2 separate regions of the Homo sapiens genome follow, and region 1 is linked to region 2. Evidence: chromatin contacts called from ENCODE Hi-C or POLR2A ChIA-PET data. All regions are on one chromosome and are shown on one strand. The core of a region is the stretch at or near the end of the contact, and the rest is flanking DNA. Distances in the headings are between cores, read along the strand shown.

Region 1 (6,077 bases), core at 1,057-3,556, 570 kb after region 2:
AGAGATTTCATAGAATATAATGAGTAATTTATAATGGTGTTGGTTGTCCTGTGTTAGCCAACCATGAATAATAAGAACCCTAGCGTTGATAAGCATGGAGGCATTACTGCCCCAGGTCTGAAAGGGCAAAGAAAGGGAGCATTTATTGCAACACAGAAACCGGTAGCTGTAGAAGAAGACTGACCAGCAGAAGTTGTGCCTTTTAAAAGGAACGCAGCCAAAGCCAAAACGTGCATTGTTAAGAAAGAAGGCAGAGGAATAAATACCCTTGCTGCTCTCTCTCTTCCTACCATCTGATGACTGTTGGTGCTGTCTATTGGCTGACGCCAATCAGGAAACAGAATACAAAAGAGCTGAGTTTACATGACCCATAGAGGTAGCTTTCTGGGCCACAGAACAGGGAGAAAAAGATTAGAAAGGAGAGCCAAAGAGGCAAAACTAGAATATGCAGGACAGAGATCTTAGATTTTGATCAAGCTACTTATCTTCTACTAGTCTCAGTTTCTTTATATGCAAAATAATTTTTATTATCTACTAAATAAGCTACAATATGCAAAGTCTATGTGTCATGGCAAGTATTCACTAATTTATAGTTGCTTATCTTATTATTTTGAGATTAAACACAACAGAAGAATAGAATGGTCCATAAGTAATGTCATTTGGTGCTTAAAATACCTTGAATGAATGTGAAAAATATTTTACATATTATCTGAAAAACATGTATAAGAAAAACTTATTATTTGCATTGAAAGACAACTATATTTAAAGACAGATTATGGAATGGATGTTCAATAAACAGTAGTTTTTCTTTTCATTACTTGGAACTCTACAGAAAGAATATTCAAAAGAATCTCTTGTGGGGTAGAATTTCCCAAAACTAAAATTCTTGTTACACCTATACAATAAATTGTCAAAAGACGATCATCATTACTTGCAACCAATGGAACTTAAAGATTAATTATGTAAAAGGCTACATAATTTCCTAGTCCCAGAGAACTCCCCAAAATTACTTTTATTTATTAACCATAGTAGCTAATATTCATTCCAAAGGGAAACATATTTAAATGGCTACTTGCATATGAATTAATAGTGATTAGTGAATACCAAAGTAATTCTGCAATGACCACCAAAACAGAAGTACAAATGCTAAAGATAAGAAAACAAAGGATGTTAGAATTAACTAAAAGATTTCCTAACACAACTGCAATCATCAGGACATACTGGTCTTGTGTAATCAGCTTTCTTTTTTTCTTTCTTTTATTTTTGCTTTACATATACCATGGCCTATATATTAGCATAGTACCTGCTAATGCCAGCAAACACTTGCTGATGCTCTTTCTCTCTGATATCATCCAGGATGTTTTTTGATGTTTCATATGTTTTAGGCATGGAGTTTCTTAGAGGTAGAGAAAATATCCTTTATGGGCCAGGCGCAGTGGCTCATGCCTGTAATCCCAGCACTTTGGGAAGCCGAGGAGGGCGGATCACGAGGTCAGGAGACAGAGACCATCCTGGCTAACACGGTGAAACCCTGTCTCTACTAAAAATACAAAAACTTAGCCGGGCGTGGTGGCGGGCGCCTGTGGTCCCAGCTACTCGGGAGGCTGAGGCAGGAGAATGGCGTGAACCCGGGAGGCAGAGCTGGCAGTGAGCCGAGATCGCACCACTGCACTCCAGTCTGGGTGACACAGCAAGACTCTGTCTCAAAAAAAAAAAACAGAGAGAGAGGAGAAAATATCTTTTATAAGAAGAGGAAACTTTTACCAAATTATTAACTCTCCTATTTATAAGAGCTTCACAGAATCGATTCCTGGTTTTCAGAAGGCTGTTTTCAGCTCCAGAAAATTAACCCAGTGGGAAGGAAATTTCATCAATTGATTTTAGTTGCCTTAGATAATCCACAGGGGCAAGTAAGACCTGGACTACATCTCCACTGAAATGTGGGAGAATTTACAATTGGCATACAGCTGTTTCCTGCTACTGCCTTACTCTAGAGAGAGGATGACTTATCACTCAACTGAAGCTCCCAAAAGAAGAGCTGTAGGAGGCCTTGTTACCTCACACAGCTGGCTAAACTCATAACCTGCCCTGTCATGATTGCTATTCTGGGGCTTGATCGATAAAGACTCGGGTGTTCTCAATTCTGTTCTTTTCTTTGCAATCGCAACACTCAACAATTTCTTGCTTGATAACTATATGCAGACACTGCCCTCACTTCCCCAAGGAATTGCACTGTGCCTGCACATCCCTGTCACTTTCACAAAGAGGCAGATAATTTCCTCTCACTGGATAGGGTGCTATGTGGAAATGACGTGAAATCCGCTCAACCTGATTTCCAACATGTGCGTTCGTTTTCTCCCTATTCAGGTCATAGTGATTCATGAGAGAGAGAGGCAGAGCGGGAACTGAAGCAGTTTCAGCCTCACCAAAGTACCTTTCCCCTAGTTCCTCTTACTGTGCTCATTATCCTTTCTTTCCTGCTTACCATACATCGTTTACCAACCCTTTGAAAATTTAAACTACCAGGTTCATCTAGCTCTGGCACTGCTAGAACCGAGACTACAGAAGATGTCTGAGTCTTCCAAGCTATTTGGGTCAAACAAAACAAACAAAACCACACACAGCCACCGAGTTGGGTTATTTTAAGGACTTAGAGCTACAGAAGGCAATCTGTCAGCATCCGAGGCTGTTTCAAAACCACCTCCTCCCTCCGTGCTTGAGTCAAGAGCTGCAGTCTTTCTATCGCCCATAGCCATGCTGCAGCACTTCCTCAATCACCCTCTTCTCGCTGCACGCATTGACTTTCGGTTTCTTCACAGAGTCACTGACAGCTTGCAGCTTTGGCTTATCGATAGCCCCGTGGTTCTCTCCATCCATGACCTACCAGATGGCATTTTAGTTTAGTTCCCACCACTCACTGCCTTATTTAATTGGTATTTCTTGCCCCACATTTCCAAAGCAAGCCCGGTCTGGATTCTGTTTGGTTCAGCCATCTCATGGGTCTCCAGCTGCTTCCCTGTCCTGTAGGCGGCCTGCGTGAGGCGCAGTTCCTACTTCCAAGGTATTGTGGGGCAGTGGCTATTTTTGCAGGCTATTGTGAGGCAGCAGAGGTAAAGTATGAGTTGAAACATACAAACAAAATATGGCCCCTCAGCATTGTAGAACTTTTGCAGATAATGAATTTTAGAACCAAATAGAGCAGGACATTTGTTTTCACAGTGAGTCTTATGGCTCTACTTAGAATCTTGTCACTCTGTTTTGCAGTCACCTCTCCAAGTCATTGTCTTTTATTGTACCCTTGAGAAACAATACTGTTTCCATTCCAACCACTTTACTGAGTATTTTTACTCAGTGGTCAGGTCACAAATAATCTGTTAAGTTTTAAATTCAGTTGTCTTGTATTGCTGATTTCTCTGTCTTATTTAATGTATTATTCACTTCTTAAACTATTTCTCTTGTGGGTTTTTTGGCACTATATTATCTTCTTTCTTCTATGATTAATTTTGTATTTCTTTCTTTTAAATCTCCTCAGCAATCACCACTTAACTATGAGCATTTCTCAAATGTTTGCACTTTTGCTCCTCAAATTTTATATTGTTCTAATCTGAAGGCACCCATGAAGTCACTGCACTGCATGGTTACCTAAGTGCAGATTACTCCAACATTTTAAATTTCATATATTGATTTCATTCCAGCAGAACACTTCAGACTATCTGACTCAAATTTTCAAGAGGAGATTTCTTACCAGGGAATTGAAGTACATGCTCAAGCTGCTTACATGCCCATATGTTCTGTTTCCACTTAGGATAAAATATTTTCTAGTCCAGTACTACAAAATCCTTCCTTGTATTTGACCCTTCACACAGATCTCAATACATGTATCTATTGCTATTCAAGTCATGATATCCATTGCAATGCAGAATGGTAAGTAATTTATTCACAGTACCGATTGATATTACAAACTTTTAAGCAGGGTACGGCAAAAGCATTAGATACTTTATGTATTAAAGAAGCTGTTAACTGTTTTAACAGATAACTAACTCCCAATCCCAAAATTGTATAGTGTAAGCTCAAAAGCTTACACTATAGAAGTTTATATCTCTCCTTGGTAAGATCTGCTCAGGACTCCCTGATCAGTAAGTGACTCTCTTCCAATGTCTGGTATTCTCACACAGAGACTACTGTGTATGTATTTAGATGAAAACAAATGTCTGTGTTACTGGGAACTGGAATTTTGACATGAGAGAAATAAATACATAATTAAGAGAGAAAAAATTTTAAGAGAACACCTGTATTATCAATAAAAATCAGATGAATGGCATCTCTTATTAAAAAAAAAATAAAGATACCCTCATCCGGCCCACAGAAAATGACTAGAAACACTGACCCACTCAAAAGGAATGAGCACTACTGGTACCTAGGATCAGGACTCTTAGGGAAAAAAAAAGGCATTATTCTGAAAACTTATAGAAGAAAAGGAAGGAGTCAAACATTCATCTTGCATTCTCTTTTTAACCCCTTCTCCAGGAGTCAGTTTTCATCCATGACTGGTGAGCTCATAAAAATAAACTGATATTGAGTAGGATGCAGTGGCTCATGCTTGTAAATCCAGCATTTTGGAAGGCTGAGGTGGGAAGATCGCCTGAGCTAAGGAATTTACCAACCTGGGCAACATAGTAAAACCTCATCTCTACAAAACGTTAAAGAAGAAGAAGAAGAAGAAAAAAAAAAAAAAAAGCCAGGCACACACCTGTAGTCTTAGCTACTCAGGAGGCTGAGGCAGAAATATTGCTTGAGCCCAGGAGGTTGAGTTTGCAGTGAGCTACATTTGTGCCACTGTACTTCAGCCTGGATGACAGGGTGAGATTGAGAAAGAAAGAAAAGAAAGAAAAGAAGGAAAAGAAAAGAAAGAAAGGAGGAAGGAAGGAGAGAAAGAGAGAGAGAAAGAAAGAAAGGAGGGAGGGAGGGAGGGAAGGAAAGAAGGAAGGAAGGAAGGAAGAGAAACTGATGTTATGTTCTTTAAATATGAGTACACAACATTATTACATGTGAAGAATTTTTTTACCAAAACCAAAATAAACTAGAAGACAAGCCATTTTTCATCAACCAATTTACAAAAAATATAGGGAACAGCTGAAACTGTTAAGTGACATGGCAGGGCTTCAATCAGTAAAATGCAGACTCTGAAAACTCTACAGGACAAACAATCTGATTCTTCAAAATACAAAATTCATGGAAAACAAAAAGACTAGGATGGGGGACCTAAAATATAGTTATGGAACACTAAACAATTACAATATATGGACTTTGCATATTTATTTGAATAAAAGTACTAAGGCTAAGAAATTTCAGCACTATTATTTATGATATGAAAAAAATTATTGCTAATGTTTAGGTATAATGATATTGTGGTTATGTTTCATGTGAGTTTTGTATTTTAGGGACTGGCTTTCCTATGTTTGGAGATGAAATATTACGTTGTCTGGGATTGTTAAAAACAATTCTGAGTCAAAGAGAAATTGGCAGGGATTTAGAGGAAACAAAAACTTCCCATGATTTGATGATTGCAGAAGCTGAATAATTGGAATATATTTGTTCATTATACTACTCTATGTAGTATTTCATGGAGTTGAAAGATGTTATGAGACATGTTTTTTAAAGAAGTTTTGGGGTGGGAAATGGGCAGAAATGGAATGGTATGTGTGGTTGAGATAGGGGAAACCGAATAAGCCAAAAGGAAGGAAATATTTTAAAACCCAGAGTGCTATATACATGAAAAGATAGTGTTTTCAGGCAGTAGTTTCCATTTCATACTTAGAAACAATGAGCTATTAGACTGAAAAGAATGTTGGGCCATATTGAAGAGCTTTTACAGATGTGCTGATAACCTTGGAGACAGGAGACAAGTGAGAAATGTATCCAACGTGGAGGCAAGAAACAAATATCTGTGTCATGGAGTAGGTCAGGGAATTGGGATGAGGGCACACTACATGAGAAATGTGGCAGAAACCCATCTTATGCAATGAATGAAGAAACTCAATGTGGAGGTAAAGGAGGAAGGGAGAGAATGAAGACAT
Region 2 (5,370 bases), core at 1,655-4,154:
TTGATTCTGTTTTAATTTGAAATATCTACAGTGTCTAAATTACCAAATCCTTAATTATCCAGTTACCAGCAATGACTTCCAAGTCCCATGGATTTAGATACATTTGAAATAAACCACCAGCTACCTCAAATCTTGGAAAAAAGCCCATTGCCCAGCTCAAAAATTACAAAACTTCCCAAATGTTTATATATGCAAGGTCACGTCTGTCTCAAAGTTTATCTTCAGCTGTTTTCTTCTGTTGCACCTTCCCTAGCACAGAACTCAAATTTACAGCTCAAAGACAGGAGAGGGAAATCTTTTAAAATTTATTTAAAAATGGAATACCCTCTCTATTATCAATTGGTTGCATACAGTATCCTATGCAAGTTCTCAAAAGCTAATCAGCTAGTCCTCTACAGAGATACTATTTCTGGCCACTTGACTGTAAGTTCCAGTTTCCTCCAAGATTGCCTCCTCCTTTTTCCCCACTTCTCTCTTTAGCATCCCCTCAGTCCCGTTTACACCTGCTAACTCTGTCGTCTCCCTTAAGCCCTTAGGTTTAGAATCACTCTTTTCAAATTCTAAGTGGCAGGAAATTCATTTTCCTAAACAAAGATGGCTTCTTCCTAACTGTAATGTGGGTAGGACTATTAAAATCATGTATGCACAAATCTGTGTGACTGCATGGCTCTCTGTGTGTACCCCAATTGATATTCACTCTTTAGGAAATGTTCCAATCTTTAAACAGGCCCCCATAACTCTGGCTCTCATGACACCTCATGATGAGCAGTTTTGTTGAATTCGCTGTCATGCCCCATGGACCCACTACCATGTAGGTGAAAGAGAGCACTGACTCTGGCAAAGCCAGCCTGTACCAGGACATGCTTCCCCATATTTGCAGCTTGGGTTCTGTGTTTCACCTGGCAGGAGGAAGACCTTGTGGACAGCTGTGCTGCAGCTAACCCACTGGCAGCAGCCTTTTGGGGGAAAAGTGCTGGAACCTTTGCAGGGTTGCCTTGTGCCTTCTTCTTGATGTTTCTGGGAATATGCAAAACTTCAAAGAATAAGCAACAATCACTTGTGTCCCTGTGATTCCTGATAGGTCATGCATGCAATCTTGTGGCAGCTTTTCAAGAGCAGCCTTGTCAGTTGTGTGTGGGTGCATGAAGCAGGCATGTGCAGACCATTTATCACATGATGTTTGCACTAATTAATGAACAAATGAGTAAAGTTTAAAAGAGGGATGGGGCCGGGCGCGGTGGCTCACGCCTGTAATCCCAGCACTTTGGGAGGCTGAGGCGGGCGGATCACGAGTTCAGGAGATCGAGACCATCCTGGCTAACACGTTGAAACCCTGTCTCTACTAAAAATACAAAACAAATTAGCCGGGCGTGGTGGCGGGCGCCTGTAGTCCCAGCTACTCGGGAGGCTGAGGCAGGAGAATGGTGTGAACCTGGGAGGTGGAGCTTGCAGTGAGCCGAGATCGCGCCACTGCACTCCAGGCTGGGTGACACAGCAAGACTCTGTCTCACAAAAAAAAAAAAAAAATGAGGGGTGGGCAGCAAGCTCAACTGGTGCTTTAAAAACACGACACAGTACTTGAGAGTATGTTTTGAAAACTAAACTAAACTTTGTATTTTCTAATTAACTATTCTCAACAGATCTCTCCTGACCATGCCGTTCATTGCCCTTGCTGTCTTCCTGATTTTCCTTTTTGGGTCTGAGTAATTTAAAGAGACTGACTTTGTGATTATAAAAAAGAGGTACAACATGAGATCTCCAATTACTGCAGACCACTGTGAGCTGGCGCAGTTAATCTTAACACCATACCTTAAATTAATTTAATTAAGTCATTACTTATGCTGTGTAGTCATAACTCATAGACTCTAGAAATAACAGCAAAATTAGGTTGTATACTTAATAAATTTCACTGTAGGTGGCATCACAGGCTGACAAGATCTGACTTAAAGAGAAGGATTCAAGATATCCAGTTGTTTTATAAATCCCAGGAGGTTTACATAACCCAGATCATAAGAAAATCTAAGCGAAGTTCTATGTTGAGGTCTGATTGGAAAAAGACATAAGCTCTGGATTTAAAAGTAAGTTGAGTATATATGGATTTTTATCTTGGGTCTAATTATTAGGTTATTACAAAAGTAATTATGTTTTTTGGCATTATTTTCAAATGGCAAAAACCGCAGTTACTTTTGCAACAGCCTAATATTTAATAGCCTTGCTTCTTTCTTGGAAACTGTTCTTGTTACTTTGAGTCTCTACCAGTCCCATCTTTTCTTGTTCACGATGTAATGTCTGTTTGGACAGATGTATCAAAGTACCTTAATCTAAGACACCAAATAGGAGAAAAACCTACACTTTTCTCCCATATAAATCCAGCATTATTCTCTTCTATTACATTTTTCACATAGACTGTAAATTAAAAAAAAAAAAAAACACACACACACACATTCTTGGTAATTGTCATGAAAATGGTATCTGCTGAAATATTTATGGAAACATCTGCGGTAGGTGAAGAGTCCCACAGCAGAGGAGCTATTTGTGCTTGTCTTAGTGACACGGGCTGGTTCTTCAGGTGACTCAGAACGTGTGTTCAAATTTGGTATTTGACAATTATCTCGGACACATGCAGAGAACCTCTCTTCCTCAAAAGCAGTTTAGAGAAGCTTAAACTTGGAAAAGTTGTACTTTCTCTGGTTAAACATAAGACTGGTAATAAAGGCAGCAATCTTTGTTCTAAGGTGAGGGAACTTGAGGCTTTGGAGCAGTAGCTTTGGAATTCCTAAAAGTTTAACAGCATTGAAGCTACTTGAAAATGGTGCATCGGGAGCCCATCCAGACTTGTAACTAATAACAGTCCTGGCAGGACACCACGCACCTCCTGCTTAGCGTCAGCTGTGACTAATACCCACAGCCACCTAGGGGAACAATGGCATTTTATTTGCTACATCACATGGCGAAAGAGCAACATTAGCCCACATCTCGTCTGTGACTCGGAGATCCAGTCTCCAAGCACTGACTGGTAGGGAAAGGCATTTCGTGTGGACAGTAAAATTCCCTCCACCACCAGTGGGAGCTCTTTACTTAACTGTTGTTCAGAGCAAGTCCGTAGGAGAATGAAATTCCAGTTCCACAGCCCTCACTGAAGCAAAGGGGTCGGCCTCTGTGGAACTCACAGAAGTTTGTGTGTTTGTGTATGTGAGTGCAGGTGTGTGCCTGTGTATTATGTTTGTTTTATGTCATTTTAGATGTGTTAAAAAAATAACAGAACAGAAATGGAGAAAGGAATGCTATTGTCAAAAAAGGAAAGAGGGGAAAGAAGTTACATTACGAAGCTAGCTTAGTAACCCCCAAACTTCCCACACAATTGTTCAAACTTAGTCCTTGCAGGTCAGTGCCCTATAGGGCTTCAAAGCTTTTCTGCTGTTTGAGGCCTCTCCCCCAGCACCTGCCTCTCACACACACCCCTGTTGTGGTCTTTTTCCCCCAAACTCATATATTTTGTTCTGTTCTAGTCCAAGTAGTTTAAAAAAAGCTTCCCTATTGAAACCACACACAAATACCGGAATCCAAGTATTTTTGAAGAGCTTTCTTTTGTTGTTATTTTTTTGTTCCTTTTTACTTAAGAGAACAAGAAATTAGAGGATTGCCAAAAATAGAAATGGAGAAAAACGAAGATGAATGTAACAATGAATACGTGAGATATTTTAAATGTCTAAACTGGTACAATTCAAATTATAAATGACATTATGGTCTGTGTTGCATTTGGCAGGAGTTGTTGCATGGAGATTGTATGGCAGGAGCCCATTTTCCTTCCCTGAAGCCAAGCTGGGTGTGTGGAGGGTGTCAATCGAATTAGGAGAGATTGTGTTGCTTTTGGTGGGGGTGTAGGTGGGGCAATTTGTGAGTCCTCAAGCCTGCCTTCTATGCCTCACTCACTAACTAGAAAGGTTATTCAGTGCAAGAACCATGATTAACAAGCAGCTGTCAGCTGAGTGTGATGGCTCACGCCTGTAATCCCAGCGTTTTGGGAGACTGACAAAGGAGGATGACTTGAGGCCAGGAGTTCTAGGCTGCAGTGAGCTATGATGGCGTCACTGCACTCCAGCCTGGGCAACAGAGCTAGACCCTGTCTCAAATGAACACATAAACTAACAAGCAACTGTCAAAAAGCATCCTCAAAAGTGGGAGTGCACAAGGCCACTGGCCAATAAGGCTAATAAAATGAGCCCAGTCTTCCCCCCGAACACAGTGGATTTCCATCTATGCGATAACGTCGTCGGAGCATTGTCCCTGCATGAACTTGACCTTGTCTTCTGATTCTACTTCTCAGATTCAGCAAGAGAAAAGAAGGGCCTGTAAAGGAAAGAGAAAGAGAGAGGCTGTCAAAGGTGCGTAGCTGCCATCTTGCTTCAGTGAGTGAGGCCGTGGCACCTCCAAATGTCCCCTCAGGAAAAAAATTCTGAAAAAGCCACGAGGAAATATTAGAAAAGCAATGAGCATTGGGATTTTGACATGGCTTTGGGATGCAATATAGCTAGTAGTTCATTGAATCGCAGACAGTATTGTGGAGGGGCAATAGAAAACGCAAACGTTGATGAGAGCAGGTGTTCTCTAAGCTCTTGTTGTCTTAACCAGGATTTAGATGATGCTCAGAGAAAGGTGAGAGCTCTGGGAATTTGGAAGTTGAGCCTAGAGAAAATTGAACTGGAGCAATAAAATCTAGAATCTACATAGATTTATTTAAATTTATATTCATGTACTAATAAATATTAAGGACATGCTTTATTATAAGACTTTTTATTGATTTTTTTGCAGATGCTGTTTATGTCCTTTTTTTCAAAAACAAAAAGAACTTTAAAAAATATCATCAAAATTATGTATATTTTTTCAGGATTAGAAGAGAGAGAATGTGATGTTTTATTTAAACTGGAAGTTAAAGCAAAATCGCAGGGAGAGACAATTACAAGATAAGTAGGTAAGGTAACTATTGCCCATAGGAAGCTCTAACCTTCTGTTGTAGGCAAAATTCTAGGAAGTTTCCAAGATTTTAGTCCTGTGGTTATTCAATTAAACACTAATCTAGGTGCTGCTGTGATGGGATTTGCAGATGTAATTAAGGTCCCAGATGAGTTAACTACAACATATGGAGAATACCTGAGCGAGCATAGCTTAATCAGGTGAGTCCATAGAATGCACAGTTTGCTCAGGCTGGGTGCAGAGGTCAGAGAGATTCAAAGTGTGGGAGAGAGTTGATGTGAGGGACCCATCTGCTGTCATGGCCTGAGAGCCCCATGGGATGGAGAGTGAGGGAGGTATCTGGGAATTGAGGGCAGATCCTGGCTGGCAGTAGAAAGGGAACAGGGACCTTAGTCC

What was found. A loop is a pair of places that touch in the nucleus more often than their neighbours do. ChIA-PET counts read pairs that join two places held with the same protein, here RNA polymerase II (POLR2A). Pooled maps may share reads with other maps.
Region 1: a map of PC-9 shows a loop between it and region 2 (5-fold over the local background). The contact joins two enhancer-like sites. A Hi-C loop is called at or near these places in 1 of 168 maps with a recorded cell type or tissue (PC-9) and 3 of 50 pooled maps. POLR2A ChIA-PET finds 5 or more read pairs at or near these places in 1 of 52 experiments (PC-9).

Annotation. Positions count from the first base shown.
Region 1 is chr13:105,137,190-105,143,266 of GRCh38, forward strand. No RefSeq gene overlaps it. Among named protein-coding and RNA genes, the nearest start is that of DAOA, 330 kb to the right of the region's middle. RefSeq lists enhancers at 2,402-2,611, 2,662-3,071. Within about 2 kb of position 2,307, at least 22 of the 41 ENCODE cell types and tissues checked have a DNase peak (open chromatin) inside an H3K27ac peak, as active enhancers do.
Region 2 is chr13:104,568,772-104,574,141 of GRCh38, forward strand. No RefSeq gene overlaps it. Among named protein-coding and RNA genes, the nearest start is that of DAOA, 890 kb to the right of the region's middle. Within about 2 kb of position 2,905, at least 3 of the 41 ENCODE cell types and tissues checked have a DNase peak (open chromatin) inside an H3K27ac peak, as active enhancers do.